2 separate regions of the Mus musculus genome follow, and region 2 is linked to region 1. Evidence: chromatin loops called from intact Hi-C (ENCODE). Cell type or tissue: gastrocnemius. All regions are shown on one strand. Each heading gives the region's core, and the rest is flanking DNA. Links, peaks and the distances in the headings are about the cores only. Region 1 overlaps Gm30097 (a long non-coding RNA gene). Region 2 has its middle 26 kb from the start of Plrg1.

Evidence for each region. Hi-C counts contacts between places; a loop is a spot of excess contacts. Peaks named below come from ENCODE experiments on the same cell type or tissue, not always from the same donor. Only the 100,000 strongest peaks of a DNase experiment are listed, where the experiment ranks them.
Region 2: it touches region 1 in a loop (9-fold over the local background); 15 of 42 quality-filtered maps call a loop at or near these places.

Annotation. Positions count from the first base shown.
Region 1 is chr3:82,996,635-83,002,017 of GRCm38, reverse strand. It overlaps Gm30097 (a long non-coding RNA gene), which reads left to right. Exons shown (of 5, transcript XR_375748.2): 2 at 4,689-4,791. Among named protein-coding and RNA genes, the nearest start is that of Fgg, 8.4 kb to the left of the region's middle. In gastrocnemius, for the core only: a CTCF peak has its summit at 2,831 (motif pointing left); a DNase peak (open chromatin) is centred at 2,801.
Region 2 is chr3:83,078,405-83,083,787 of GRCm38, reverse strand. No RefSeq gene overlaps it. Among named protein-coding and RNA genes, the nearest start is that of Plrg1, 26 kb to the right of the region's middle. In gastrocnemius, for the core only: no CTCF peak of the experiment used is centred there; DNase peaks (open chromatin) are centred at 2,854, 3,036 and 5,143; H3K4me3 peaks cover 502 bases.

The sequences.
Region 1 (5,383 bases), core at 302-5,301:
TAGCCTTGAGGTTAAGATCCTTTCAAAGATGAATGTATGAGACCAAGAAGAGAGATAGCACATAAAGGCTCCTGCCCACATGTCTGGTCACCTGAGTTCCACCTCCAGGACCTGCACCATGAAAGGAGAGAACTCACTCTTGCAAATTGGCTTCTGATCTCCACACCTGTGCACACACACTAAATAAATTTTAAAATTAAAGAAGTGTGTGTGTGTGTGTGTGTGTGTGTGTGTGTGTTGAGTGTAACTTGTTCACCATATCTCCCAAATTGGATTGAAATGTCACTGTCTCATCAAAATTCCAGATAGTGTTACAATCGTGTAACAATATATTAACTAAGACACATTTCATGTAAGCGGCCTAAAGCAGAGGAGTTTTTAATCTCTTGTCTGAAAGTCTTAAAACAGTGTACTCAGCAAACACCTGTTAAATGAATAAGATTTAATTTCCTAATCCAGTGGTTCTCAACCTGTGGGTTGGGACACTTTTGGGGGTCAAATGACCCTTTCAGAGGAGTCACCTAACACCATCTGAAAAACGCAAGTATTTACATTACAATTCCCAACAGTAGCAATAGTAGTTATGAAGTAGCAATGTAAGAATTTTATGGTTGGGGTCACCGTAACACGAGGAACTATTTTAGAGAGTCGCAGAACTAGGAAGGTGGAGAAGCACTGAGCCATTACTATTAGATGTTACTATGACATGCACAAACCATTAAATGCAGTTTGGGGCAGAGAAAATGAACATGAATCTGTTTCCAGGACGAGTCAAAGAAAGGAAAGACAACTTATATTAGCTTGAAAAACAACTGTCCCCAGAAAATCTGTCCACAGTTACCCAGAAGGTGGCTCCCATACAAGTGGCATCCCGATGTCACCAGATGCAGAGACACAACCTGACATTGCTGGCAGTGTAGCCCAGGGAGCCACCCCAGAACCTGGGCATCTGGGTCTGACGTAGAGAAGCATTTTTGGAAGAGTCAGAGTGAACCAAATTAAGCAGGTCTGTTGATTAAGTACAAAGAAAGTTGCATGGGAAGAGAGGCTCACAGGTAGTAAGCACTCAGCAGTGAGTCTGCGTGTGGTGCCGGGGTTTGAAATGACTTAATCTACAACCAGGTCAAGATGTTAAGGAAAGTATCTGCTACCACGTTGACTTTTCCTGAACGGTGAGTTCTGGTTCGTGGCGGATCGTGCAGGGCTCCAGCGGGTGCAGGGAACACTAACCGTGCTGAACACGTTGAGCAAAGAAAGCCTTCCTTTGAAAGTAGGTCACAAAGAGGGTAGACTTGAGGCATGGTCTTTTGACAATCACGCTTGCAATGTTTCTCAGAAAAGTGGAGACAGGGAGGTCTGGTCAGTTCTGGTGAAACTCCTGGGTGTCAGCCAGGAGGACAAGAAGAGCCAGGGTGAGAGTGGGGGTGGGAGCACACCTATTCTCGTGTCTCTTCTATCTGTCCCCTAGCTATCCTGACACAGAGCAGATAGAGGCATGCACTGAAACTTTTTGACTGAAAGGGACGTTATGTGCTTATTTTTCAAAAAGGCAAAGAGAAACTGTAACATTTTAAAACAAACCCCAATAGACTGGTGCCCATAAAACAAGCCTCTGGAGCCCTAGAAGGCCGCCACGCTAATAAACAAACAAGCAAATAAATATTCAGGAGCTGCTGTTATCCTGTTCCCTTGATTTGCTGTATGAAAATAAAAGGTGAGAAGGCTACACACTGGCCTCTGGGCTGTATCTGCTTGCTTGGAATGAACGACTCTCTATAATAGTGAGCAGAATCAAGCTGAATGAACATTCTAGGCGTGGCAAGCAAAGGAATTTATAGCATGGTACTGTGGAGCTTTAGCACCAACCTAGGCAGATGGCTTTAAGTGTGTGGTTAGAGAGAGCCTGAACGGTAGAGAAAGCGGGCTGATCTTCACCTAACCCAGTCCCTGGTGGAGTCTGCCTTCGATCTTCACCTAATCCAGTCCCTGGTGGAGTCGGCCTCCGCTCCTTTACTGCAGCCCTTCTCATTCACTTGGGCCCACTTAAAGCTCAGGCCACGGCCTTCCAAGAGGTTGATTCACACACTCCCCTACTGACTTGGAGCTGAGCCTCAGGCTGCTCCCCTGCCCTCTTTTGCCCTATGAGGGGGTAGGCCAAAACCACCAGGCAAGTTCTGACCCGGGCTCAGTTTAGGGTCCAGATTCTGACCCTACTAATGCTAGCAACAAGGGGATTTTGAGAATGAGCAGCCCGTGAGTTGATGGGGGTAAGGCCGGCTTCTGAGATGTGAAAACATAAAAGAGCCCAAGAGCAGAAGTCAGATCTGAACTGGAGAGCTTAAATAGGGCTGGGAGCGTAGCTCATTGGTAGAGGATGTGTGGGTCCTGTACCCTCCGTAGCCCACCAGCTCAGTCCCCAGCATGCAAAACAAACACCGCCAACCAATTAGAAAAAGAAACAATGGCTGGCTCCTGCCTCAATTCCTTGCTGATGTAAAGACTGTCAGCCCCACAAAATAATAATAATATTTCATAACACAGAATGGATTAGTCGTTTTCAGTATTTCAGCTTCTGTGGAGTCAGAGATGGGGAGGCCACCAAGGTTTTGCAAGTTAATGTACTCTGTGAAGTGAATCTCTTCATCCGAATTTCTGAGCAGCATGGAAGAATGTACTGTGCAGAATTGCGGACGGATTGTCTAGCACATGTCATTCCAGACCTCTAGGGTTGCACAGGCTTATTAGACTTAGTGATCAGAATACCAAGAACGTGTAAGACCTATGGCAGACAGTCTAATATTTAATGCTATACTGCCACCTTCTGGTGGAGTGATTTTGAACACTAGCTACAAATGTCACCTTCCTACACCCAACCTGCTGCATAGATTGTTACAGATTAAGGAATCTTCTCTTTGTTCTTTTTGTATGCGTATGAATTCTTGTATGAATGTAATATTTCTCTATTTACATTAGGTCATGAGATGGAGCGGTAGATATCATGGCATGGCCTTTAAATCAGAATTTTGATATACTTATGCGTGGGAGAGACTAGGGTGTCAAACTGGCCCTGATGGAGTCACAGATTCACTGTGCAGTTGAAGGTCTGTCCAGCTATTGTTAGCAGGTGTGTAAAAGTGCAAGAACCCCCATTTATGTCAGCTTTTTCACTATTGATTTTCCCCCAAGAAGCTGGCACCCTCAATCCAAAAGCTTGCTGACAGTAGAGTCATGTTTTTACGAATCCAGTTGTTTGGAACACATTCCAAATGAGCATATTTTTAGCCGTGTAAAACCCACTTGCTTCACGTACAGAAAAATACACCCAATATCTGCTGGCCAAGGATAAGACCTCATTCAGCTTCAGCTGTTTCATGTTCACTGACACAGAGCCACCTGATGGGCTGATGAAGGACATCATCTAAATATTAATGCCCCCTTCAGTTTCCCTTCTCCCAGAGCTCTTTGCTCTCCTCTCCTTCTTGGTAGTGTTTCATACCCAAATGGCCAATAGTCTTGAAGGTCCCATACTGTATGGATTCGCCTGTTACCAGAGATGTTAGAATCAGAGTCTGGGCATTGGGAGCCCGAACAGGCTAGTCTCAGCCACAAGTTCTCAATAGGACTGTTAAGATGGAATAGAGTACAAATCAGAAAGAGATGACTGAGTGACTATATGGGGAGAAGAACCAATGAGCAGTCCAGTGACATCCCTGGGGTCCTGACATCCCTGGGGTCCAGTGACATCCCTGGGGTCCTGACATCCCTGGGGTCCAGTGACATCCCTGGGGTCCTGACATCCCTGGGGTCCAGTGACATCCCTGGGGTCCAGTGACATCCCTGGGGTCCTGACATCCCTGGGGTTCTGACATCTCTAAGGTCCAGTGACATCCTGGGGTGTGGGACGCCCAACTTGCCAGCAAGTAAGACGCCACAACAGGATCTTTCTGCAACACGTTTATTGGGAGAGCATGGACTGCGTAGGCGAAAGACCCTGAGCCCCAGAAATGGCGCTGCTAATATAGGCCTAGGAGTGACGTGTCCATACCTGATTGGTTATGCTACCAGTACCTCATTAATATGCCTCGGGCCAGGCAGTGACTCGGCAAAAAACTCTTATGCACATGCGCACATTGGTTGTTTACCCATATTCATGGGTGTTGGCTTATTGAAACCAGCGCCATCTTGTAATGGCGTTTGGGGCTTCCCACACTGGGGTCCTGACATCCCTGGGGTCCAGTGACATCCCTGGGGTGCAGCGACATAAACATGAGGCTTATGTTTAATGAGAAGGAGAGGCGCATGCGTCCCTAAGCAGTCCTGGCCAGGCTGTGGCTCGGCCCACTATCATCTGTTCAGCTCTGTTTTCTCCTGCAAGGTAGTCAGACAAGTTGCGAGAACTGTGTGAGGTCTCTTTCCAGGAGACAAATCCTTTTCTGTGGCTAGCACCAAGGTTGTAGCCCTTTCCTCTTCCCAACATGGAATCCTTGAAGGAAATTTAAATTCGTGGAGATCCACATTCTCTGCAGTCTGATGGCCGAAGAGCAGTGCACAGTGTCTCTCTCTTCTCCCTTTAAAATCCTGTTGCTCCCAGGATGCTCGCCCCACCCCACCGTGCAATCTTGTCAAATGCTGCCCCATTAAGCCCACCGATGACAGCTTCTTTCAAAAACATTTTTATTTTAAATCAGGATTCCACTCCTCAAGAGCCTCTAGAGACTTGCACCATCATACAAGAGAGGCCTCACCTCACGCAAGAGAACGCAGGAGAAAGCAGAGGCAGTCATAAAGAAGGTAACCTGAGCAGTTTGTGTGGTCATGGCCCTGCTTGTGCTTCCTTTCCACAGAGCAGCACTGTTTCCCGAAGAGGCACACAGAGGATTTGAGGCCACCTGTGTCCCTGGACTTCCATTCCCAGGGTGTCCTGAAAGGCACAAGAAGGATGACTCTGAGGATGAGTACTTTAGGGCCATGTCATCCTAGCCGTGGGCCAAATGGCCAATCCTAAGTGTGTGTGTGTGTGTGTGTGTGTGTGTGTGTGTGTGTGTGTGTGTGTGTGTGTACTCAAAGGGGCAATTAGGGGCAAGGAGGGACAATGTGGGTCTAACCTGGAAGCTCACAGGGTCAGTGTTTGAAGGTCAGTGTTAGGAAGGGCTCGCCCTCAGGCTACTTGGGAGACTGGGGGAGGAGAACAATAAAAGTTCAAGGACTGCCTGAGTTTAAAGCCCACTCAAGCAACTTAGTGAGATCTGGTGTCAAAATAAAAGCTACTGATGCATCAGCAGGGCTTAAAATGCATGGGGTGGTGGGATGCAAGTCTCCGTACTGGAAAGCTTTTTCTCATTGGAGAGTGAATGGTTATCTAAGGTCAGGCCTCTTTCCTTTT
Region 2 (5,383 bases), core at 242-5,241, 82 kb before region 1:
AGTTATGAAAGGTAAATACAGTGGACAAAACTGGGGTGATGAGAGTAAGCAGGGAGGTAACAGCTAGCTGCTCAACAACACTTCCTATTGCCTCCACCAGGACCACTTTACTCTTGGATGGCACAATCCTGGCATGGGTGAATGTCTATCCCCTTGACACACCAAGGTGTTTAAACTTGGTTGCCACCTTGATGAGATTCAGTATCACCATAGAAACAAAACCCTGGGGTTTTTTGGTTTTGTTTTGTTGTTTGTTTGTTTGTTTGTTTGTTTTTCTGGGAGGGAGTTTCCAGATTAGGTTAACAACGTGGAATGATCTGGCCTAAATAAGGGAGGCACCATTCCAAGGGTTGGTAGAGGGGCAGCTGGGAATGAGCTTCCTCCCAATGGATTCAAAATGTGTAGTAAGTTGTTACCTACCGCTGTTGCTGGGATCTGAACCCTCCCCTCTCATCAATGGTGAGGACTACTGATCCATAAAGGCCAAGGATGTTTATCCCCAGGGACTCTCTCAATTCAATATCTGGTTGCAGACAACAGTTCTGTGTTCAAACTTTTAGAATATTTTTACTAAGTGACATTCAGGCTTTCCTCTCTTATTTACATTCCTCAATTCAAGTAAAAAAAAAGTCAGCAACGGCATAAGGCAAGTCCACTAGGTTTTCTTTCTCCCCTTCAGAGTTGAATTCTTCAATAATACAGACACTATAGAGATTACATCTGGGGTCAAAACTCTCAAGCTTCTGTCCTTATGGGAGCCTCTAGCCATAAGCTCTCACCACAAAGGGCAGTAGCAGGTTCAGAAGGTCAAAATAAGAGCAGCCAAAGGTCGCTGGGAAACTCTGGCAATGAAGATGGAGAGCCACACTCTCACCTTCGGATTCTGCCTGATTTTATCACGTGTTTTCAGAATGGATGTGTTTGCTGCTAACTGTTGATTACATTTGAAATTCATCAAGGTATAAATTAACCTTATTAAAATTACTTCCAGTGCCCCCTATGCTTAACATTTAATGATTTGTTCAATAATTTACCTTCATTATGATTTCTTAAAGTCCAAACACTGGAAAGCAATTCTCCCAATGCATCAGTGATTGGAATTTCTAACTTTTAATGATCTAACAAAGAATATTAAGTACCTATCATTTATCAAACACTGTTCTGTGTACAGAATATGTTTGCGAATGGTGTAGCCCTGTGTCTTAGGATTTCCATTGCTGTGAAGAGACACCCATGACCAAGGCAACTCTTATTAAGGACAACACTTAACTGGGATTGCCTTTCAGGTTCTGAGGTTCAGTCCATCATCATCATGGTGGCAAGCATGGTGCTGGAGGAGCAGAGAGTTCTACATCTTGTTCCAAAGGCAAACAGGAGAAGGCTGGCATCCAGGCAGCTAGGAGATGGCTTTCAAAGCTCACCCACAAAGTGACACACTTTCTCTAGCAAGGCCACACCCACTCCAACAAGGCCATATCTTCAAAGAGTGCCATTCCCTGGGCCAAGCATATTCAAACCACCACACCCTGCTACTATCTAGAATATATTAAATGGGTGTTGATTTAAATGGGTTTTTGAAACTGTAGGCATGTCATAAAGGCTTTTGCAGAAATGCTAAGGGATGAGAAAGAACTCCATTGAATGAGGGTAGCACCGTGCCTCCGGCTGGGGTCCCAGACTAAATATAGCGGAGAATAGAAGTTGAGTCGCAACCTTCACCTCTCTCTGCCCCTTGTGAATGTGATGAGGTCATCCACCTCATGTCCCTGCCTCCATGTCTTTCCTACCATAACGATCTGGATCTCTCTACACTGCAGGCTCAAATCCTCCCTCCCTTAAGTTGCTTCTTGGTAGAGGTTTGATCACAGCAACAAGAAAAAAAAATAACTAATGTGTCAGGGAAACAGACAATAAAAAATAAATCTGTAAAATAAAAATGACATAACAGGCCTGAGAGTGTGTCTGGGAGTGCTTTCCTAGTATGCATAGATCAATCCCAAGGACTCATAAAACAGGACACTTGTAATTCCAGCATTTGGAAGATAGGCAGGAGGATCATACATTCCAAGTCATCTTTGACTATGTAGCAAGCTTGAATTCAGCCTGGGACACAACACACACATACACACACACACACACACACACATACACTAACACAGAAATATACACTCACATTCACACACAAACTTACGAATGCACACACACTCACACACGTGAACATATACACAAACGCACACTCACATATGAACACTCACCACACACACTCATTCTCACACACACACTCACATGCACATACACAGTAATCCTGGAGAAAAATGAAGCAGAATTAAGAAGTTGTTTTGGGTTGTTATATGCTTGGAGTGAGAAGATTCTGATTTTAAAACGGGTAAAACGTTTGCTTTCTGTCATTCCTTCAACTAAGAAAGAGAATTTTAAAGTTCTAATTTTTACTAAATTAAGCCCAAATAGGCAGTTCTTACAAATATCTCTATTTGGTACATTAAAATCATTAGATAACCAAGTTCCAATATATCTTGCAAAACAGATTTGTTTATTAATATTACAGAATTGCAAAGGAACTTAAACACACTGCTTAATCACTTGTCTAAGGACAGCTGTACTGACGGGCAATTGACAAAATGTGTGCATTGAACGTGTATGGGATTTGGTCCATATACACTGTGAAGTTATCAATATAATTACTATTTCCATCACCTGAGAGATGTTCTTCTAGTGTATGTTTTTTATATATGAGTGTTTTCCCTGCCTTCACCTGTGCACCATGTACATGCAGTACCCACAGAAGCCAGAAGAGGACGACATATCCCCTGGAATTAGAGTTAGAGACGCTTGTAAACTGATATGGCTCTTGTGGAAGAGGAACCAGATACTCTTAATCTCTGAGCCATCTCTCCAGCCCCTAGTCACTATGTGTGTGGTGAGAACTGCGAAGATCCGAAGATCCGTTCTCTCAGGCGACTTCAAGTGCACAGTACGTGATTCCTAGCACTCACAATGTGAGCACATACAGCCCCAGGGCTTTCTCATCCTGACACCTTGGGCAAGCCCCTCCCCCAGTTCCCATTTGGCGGCCCTTCCAAAGACTTCAGAGCACTTGTGTACACGCCGATCAGCGAAACTGAAAGGGGTAATTTCATACTTGGCAACAAACTGCACATGCCAGAATTGCTCAGCACTTGACATTTCTACAAACAGAGCTGAGAACATACATGAAAGAACAAAGTCAAGAGAGAGGAAGAAAAAAAAAAAAACCAAAAAACTAAAAACTTGGCAATCTGTTACATGGAAGGCATCCATACATTTGAAAGCAATTATTAAAGATCTGACGGGTTTTGGGGGAGGATGGAAAGTTGAAGTTGCTTCCTAGAGAATGGAAGGACGGCTCAGTGGTTAGGGGGTCATCTTGCTCTTGCAGTGGACAACAGTTTGGTCCTGAGGACTCCTATCAGGCAGCTCGCACCCATCTGTAGCTCCAGGTCCTGGTGGACTTCACACCTCTGGCTTCCTCTGGCACCTACACTCACACAAGCCCACACACAGACATGTAGACACACATAATATTGCATCCCAGCGTAATCAACCGCTTCAGCTGAAAAACTGACAACATAAAAGGAAAAAGGAAGAGTGAATCTCCATTGTTGTCTTTCCATTCTTCATGTTCCCTGGTGACACAGCACCATAAAGAAAGGCAGCGGCAGCGTGGGTAGGAAGAGCAGCTCAGAGGGACGGTCCTTGCAGTCCTGAAAAGGTGCAGCTAGAAACAATTAAGTTTGGTGCATTTTCCACTGTTCCAGTTAGCACCAAAACGCATAGGCAGATATGAGCTATGAAATACAAATTGTAAGTGTGGTGAGTTTGCATGTGAATGAAGGGCTTATATTTGCATCTAAATGAACACTGCATGATGGAAAAATAAATGTTAAGATGCATGCTAATATTTATTTATTTATTTTTATTTAAAATTTTAAGTAGCACACTCACACACACGAAAACAGTATCAGGAAAAAAGGGGCAAAGCTTTCTGCTGAAGTGCCTACTGCTAATGGCACCTTCTGTCTGATCTGTAAACAGCAGGCCTTGAATTTTCATTTTGCTCTGAGCCATGTAAATTATGTAACTGGTTTTAGTTTTAAGTATTATGTGCTGATCTATGTAACCTCATGGGGGTCATGCCAGGCATACAGCAAGTGTTTTGTGAGCATTCATTTTGACCGTTATTATCATGACTAATGTATTTAGAAAGGCAAAATAAGTCTGCACATTACTAGCAAAGACATCAGCTACAACAGAAATGTTAAAGAGGTGGTTTGCATGAATAGCTCCTGCTTACGTGTAGTTCATGAATGGATACAATATGCCCTTTATGTAAACCCAAGCTTTTGCCCATTTTCTAAAAAATGTATTACTTATTTGACAACTTTGTTTTTTAATTTCTGAAAAACTGTGGGGAAAAATACCTGTAATTTACAACAAAGAAACATCAGAATGGCTCAAGACTAGAGCTAATGGGTAATTGACTTGCTTAACAAATTAGGAGTACTGAATAACTTAGGGTCTCTCCTCCAAATACATCAGAAACCATCTAGCAGGTGTCTCCTATGTGGTTCATTCTAACGTATACAAGTCCCATTCAGTCAACATCTCACAAATAACGGTTGGAGAGGCACACAAGGGAACGGTACTTAGCAGCAAAAAGGAGCACTCCTCGAAAACACTGTTTAAGGGGAAGAAATCAGTGGCTAAAGACTATATTGGTGAGTACACACAAAGGAAATGTCCAGGAACACCAAACCCACGGGTGCCAGACAGATTAGTAGCTGATCAAGGCAGAGAGCAAGGCATCGAGGGAATGGAAGCTGATAAGCATGGAGTTGTAGTTGAACCAATTCAAGCTTAACCCTTGACTAGCTTACAAATGAATGAGCTTACAACATTATTGTATTTGGCTTTGACCATTACTGAGGTATCACCCCTAATCTTCTTTTCTAACTGCTGGCCTGGCTGCCTCCCCAGCTGTGTTTCCCAAACCCTTGCTGTTTCTCCTGGCCACGTGCTCATAGTCCATCCCCCCTCAGCTAGGCTTCCTCCTCCTCTGCTGATCTTTCCCTTTCTCCTCCCTCCCCCAGTGCCCCCATCTGGCAACTGAAAACCTGCCATCCTCTATGCCCTCCAGTAACTGGCTGTAGCCATTTGTACTCAAACGCTAGTTTTAAATTATGGAGTACGGTTTGCATAAAGAAGCTGGTGTGGGTGAGAGTTCACTCCTCTTGAGGCAACTAGACCTTGGGACCCAGAAATTAGCACTAAAAGTCATAGCAGCACACCAAACCTCAACATGGAGTTTCTTTGAATGGTGCTAGAA